2 separate regions of the Homo sapiens genome follow, and region 2 is linked to region 1. A link is a loop called in an ENCODE intact Hi-C map of the cell type or tissue named here. Cell type or tissue: gastrocnemius medialis. All regions are shown on one strand. Region 1 overlaps TMEM131 (transmembrane protein 131). Region 2 overlaps TMEM131 (transmembrane protein 131).

Region 1 (2,500 bases):
TCTTAAAGAACCCTGACCTAATCCTTACAACTTATACAAAAATTAACTCAAAATACATCACTGCTCTAAATTTAAAATGTAAAACTATAAAACTTTTTAAAAAGGATAGAGAAGATCTTCAGGATCTAAGGTTTGGCAGTGTTCCTAGAGTTGACACCAAAAGCACAATCCAGAAAAAAAAAATGATAAATTGTTGTACCTCATTCAAAATTAAAAACTTTGCCCTTCACATGACCCTGTTAAGAGTAGGACAGGACAAACTACGAAAAGGTATAAAATATTTGCAAACTACATATTTAACAAAAGTCTAAAGATCTAGGCTATATAAAGAACTCAAAAACAAACAGAAAAGAACAATCCAATAAGCAAGTGAAAAGATGTTCAACATCATTAACCATCAGGGAAATGGTAATGAAAGCCACAATATCAGGATGGTGAAAATGAAATACCCATTCCTATCAAAAGATCAACATCCTGGTTGTGACTTTGTAGTATTCTTTGTCAAGATATTGCCATTGGGAGGAACCAGGTACAGGCTACACAGGATCTCTCTGTATAACTTCTTATAACAGTGTATGATTCTAAAATGATCTCAATAAGAATCTGTATTAAAAAATGAAATAGCTAATGATAAATTCTGGTAATTAGTTCTACCTGCTCAATAGTTTATCTTCAAAATGTTTTTGTAATAGTGATTCTTAAATGGGTTAATATTTATAATATTAAGATAATGAAATTTAATTTCAGGACCTACATGCCATTATCAATGTTAATTCAATCAACTGGTTTTGACAGCAAAAGTTGAGAATAGTTTGAAGAAACAAAATAGCACAGAAGAAGAAAAAAAAGCAACAGAGGTACTGTCAGTGAAAATGGCAAAGTTAGGGACATTTGAAAATTCTAACAAGAACAAGAAAATTGGCAGCATCAGAATAAACTTTCTAAGAACTCTGGCAATTAACCAAAAGCTTGCAGCAATCTCCAAAAGCTTGCAGCAATCCATGGAATGTTAATACATTTTTAAAAAGCTGAATCTCAACAAGAACAGTGAAATATGTGGCATTTAACTTTTCTATTCTCATTCTCTTCTCTCCAGCTCTGTGACAGCACTATAACCAACAGCCCAATCACAGTGAAAATCAGCAGCCTGACAGGCAATAAGGGTGGCAGAACAATGCTGCAGCTCCTCGAAAGCCTGATTTCCAGAGAACTGTCTTTATCTGATCTGTGTGGTGAGTCCCAGTGAGGCCCCACCTGGAAGGCTACTTTTATTTGACCTGACTCAGAGCTTTCCCACTGTGAAAAGCCTCGACCCTGGTAACAGTTGTCAAAAACCTTTAGGGGAAATTTTTAAAAATTTGGCTGCAGAACAATGTGGTAGATGACAGTTGGGCCAAACAATAAGCAGACCCAAAAGTTTAAAAGGAAAAGTTGGGAATAAGATGTCCACAGGGGCTGTAAAAAGTGTTGACACCTTCCTGCCAATCTAGAAGGTCCTGTGTACGCATCGGGCTCTGGCTCTGCCTGTGCTCAGAAGAAACCTGAGACATCCCTAAGCTCTCACACCTGGGGCTGACCCCAGGCTTTGTGTAAACAGGAGGGGAAGGCTAAGGAACAGCTGTCAACTGCCCGGCTGAGTGTTTTGATGTGCCCCAACACACACATATGTACGCAAATACACAGGCCTCTCAACAAAGATGGGGAGAATTACTGGTTCCAGGTTTTTAAGGAAATCTCTGTTCAATCATTAGATGACTATGAAGCTCACCACACGGAGACTTCAGTAGCCATGCACCACAAATAATATAGATTTAAAATAACTTGTTCAGAAAGCCACTAAACAAACAGCAACAAAAACAACAACAAACCTTAGGGAGGGGAAAATCTAATTTCCAGAGTTGCCACCTTATATGTTAGTTGTCCAGTTTTCAACAAAAAATTGAGAGACATACAAAGAAACAAAAAAGTATAAAGGGACAAAAAGTATTTAATAGAAACTGCCCTTGAGAAAGCCCAGGTTTTAGAATTACTGAATAATTTAATTCAGCTATATTAAATATATTCAAAGAACTAAAGGAAATAATGTCCAAAGAACTAAAAGTCACACCAAATGGAGAATATTAAGAAGAGAAAGAAATTATTAAAATAACCAAATAGAAAAGCACAGTAACTGAAATGAGCCCCTCCCACTGCCCAGTTTTCAAATAAATTTAAAGAAACAAGAAAGTATGGCTCATACATAGGAAAAAATGCAATCAACAGTAATGGTCCCTGAGGACAGGACTTACTAGAAGACTTTAAATAAGCTATTTTAAATATGTTCAAAGGAAAAAAGGAAACCACGTGCAAAACTAAAGTATGAGAACAACGCTTCACCAAACAGAAAATATCAATAAAGAGAAAGAAACTGGAAAAAACAAGCAAATTGAAATTCTGGACATAAAAGTACAATAACTAAAATAATTCATCAGAGGGGCTCAATAGCATATTTTGGCAGGCA
Region 2 (2,500 bases), 52 kb after region 1:
CCTTGCCTGTTTTTTCCTTCCTACATCTCTCTTCAAAACAATTCTCAGTAACCTATTTTCATGCCCAGCCATAACTCAACAGAAGCCACCCAGAATAATGAGGTGGACCCCTAAATACCTAAGAACTCCCCTATATCTGAAACATAACCACTGCTGCACCCATTCTGAAAGAGACATTACCTCTTGGTAGTGCTGACCACTACTTCATTTCCCATTTGCTAATCAAGAAGCAATACTTCAGATGAGCCCATGTCACCAATCCATAGAAGCATTTCTAAAGGTGGTCCAATTTCGCCCAAAGGTTTGAAAGCACACTACCCTCTCTTGTACACTGCTCTACCTAATAACTTTTGGAATGACAAACATAAACTATCTCAAAGATCTTTATAAATACAGTTAGGTTTCACAGAGCACCTTTGTACCATGAATAATTGCCTAGAAAATCTTCTGCTCCCAGTTTAATCATGCTCTAAAAAGAAAATCCATGTAGGGCCCTTGCCATACCATGAATACAAACCACTAATTAACCTGAATCCATAAAGTTGGCTATGCTATTTCTCAAACTTCACTGCCAAGACAGTTTTTAACTAGCACATCCTTTGATCCAAATGTAATACTAGAACTATACAGAAAAAATCAGCTTTCAAGAACCAAACTGCCATATCACTTTGCAATCATTATAACTGATTTAAAAAATAGTCACAAATTGGCCAGGCACAGTGGCTCATGCCTGTAATCCCAGCACTTTGGGAGGCCAAGTCAGGTGGATCATGAGGTCAAGAGATCGAGACCATCCTGGCCGTGAAACCTCATCTACTAAAAATACAAAAATTAGCTGAGCGTGGTGGCACACACCTGTAGTCCCAGCTACTCAGGAGGCTGAGGCAGGAGAATCGCTTGAACCCGGGAGACAGAGGCTGCAGTAAGCTGAGATCGCACCACTGTACTCCAGCCTGGCAACAGAGTGAGTCTCTGTCTCAAAAAAACAAAAAAACAAAAACAAAAAAAAGTCACAAACTGTTAGAACTAACGAGGGCTTAAATGTCTTTCATTTTATAGGCAGGTAATTAACGAAATACCTTAAGTACGCAGCATTTTTTCTTGTTTCAAATATGGAGTGTTTACTAAAAACTATGTATTTACAACTATTAATGATACACTGATTAAAATCATTAGTTCAAAAATGCATGTTTTATTTACAATGACATCAAAAAGAATAAAATACTTAGGAATAAACCTAACCAAGGAAGTGAAAGATTTGTACACTGAAAACTACAAAACACTGCTGAAAAAATTAGACACAAATAAATGGAAAGACATCCCAAGTTTATGGGTTAAAATACTGTTAAGATATCAATACTACCCAATGTGATCTATAGGTTCAACACAATCACTATCAAAATCCCAAAATCCCAAGGCAAGTAGAAAAGTGCATCCTAAAATTCATACAGAATCTCAAGGGACCCCAAATAGCCAAAATAATCTTGAAAAGGAAGAAGACAGTTAGAGGTCTCACATTTCCTTATTTCAAAACATATTACAAAGCTATAGTATTCAAAATAGTCTGGTACTGGCATAAAGACAGACACACAGAGCAGTTAAACAGAATAAAGTGTCCAGAAATAAACCCTTGCATATATAGCCAATTAATTTTCATACAAGGACACAAAGACTACTCAGTGAAGAAAGGACAGCCTCTTCAACAAATGGAACTGGAGAAACTGGATATCCACATGCAAAAGAATAGAGTTATACCCTTTATCTTACACCATAAATAAAAGTTAACTCAAAATGGGTTAAAGACCGAAACATAAGACCCAAAACTATAAAATGCCTAGGAGAAAGCATAGGGAAAAAGTTCATGACATTGGATTTGGCAATGATATCTTGGATATGACACCAAAAGCAAAAGTAACTATATCAAACAAAAACTTTTGTTCAAAGAATATGATCAACAGAGTGAAAAGGCAACCTGCCAAATGGGAGAACATAGTTGCAAATCATCTGATAAGGGGTAATATCCAGAATATATAAGGAACTCCTATAACTCAACAACAACAACAAAACCTGAATATAACGTGGGCAAAGGACGTGAATAGACATTTCTCCAAAGGAGATATACAAATGCCCAAGAAGGATATGAAAAGACGCTCAATATCATTAATCATTAGAAAAATGCAAATCAATACCACAATGAGATAGCACCTCACACCACTATCAAAACAAAACAAAACAAAAACAACTGTTGGCAAGGGCATGGAGAAATTGGAATCCTTGTGCATTATTCACGGGATTCTGAGATTATGCAACCACTATGGAAATGTGGTGGTTGCTTAAGGAATTAAATATAGAACTATCACATGATCCAGAAATCTCTCTTCTGGGTAGATATGCAAAATAGTTGAAACCAGGGTCTTGAAGAGATATTTGCATACTCAACTTCACAGCATTAGTCACAAGAGCCAAGAGGTAGGAGCAAGCCTAGTGTCCACGGATGGAT

The links. Hi-C counts contacts between places; a loop is a spot of excess contacts. Peaks named below come from ENCODE experiments on the same cell type or tissue, not always from the same donor. Only the 100,000 strongest peaks of a DNase experiment are listed, where the experiment ranks them.
Region 2: a loop joins it to region 1, with 2.3 times the contacts of the local background. A loop is called at or near these places in 8 of 110 quality-filtered maps.

The regions. Positions count from the first base shown.
Region 1 is chr2:97,934,821-97,937,320 of GRCh38, forward strand. All of the region lies in intron 1 of TMEM131 (transmembrane protein 131), which reads right to left. Among named protein-coding and RNA genes, the nearest start is that of TMEM131, 60 kb to the right of the region's middle. RefSeq lists an enhancer at 1,336-1,837. In gastrocnemius medialis, no CTCF peak of the experiment used is centred here; a DNase peak (open chromatin) is centred at 1,531; H3K27ac peaks cover 2,500 bases.
Region 2 is chr2:97,986,523-97,989,022 of GRCh38, forward strand. The region is part of intron 1 of TMEM131 (transmembrane protein 131); the gene reads right to left. Among named protein-coding and RNA genes, the nearest start is that of TMEM131, 8.2 kb to the right of the region's middle. In gastrocnemius medialis, no CTCF peak of the experiment used is centred here; no DNase peak of the experiment used is centred here; H3K27ac peaks cover 756 bases.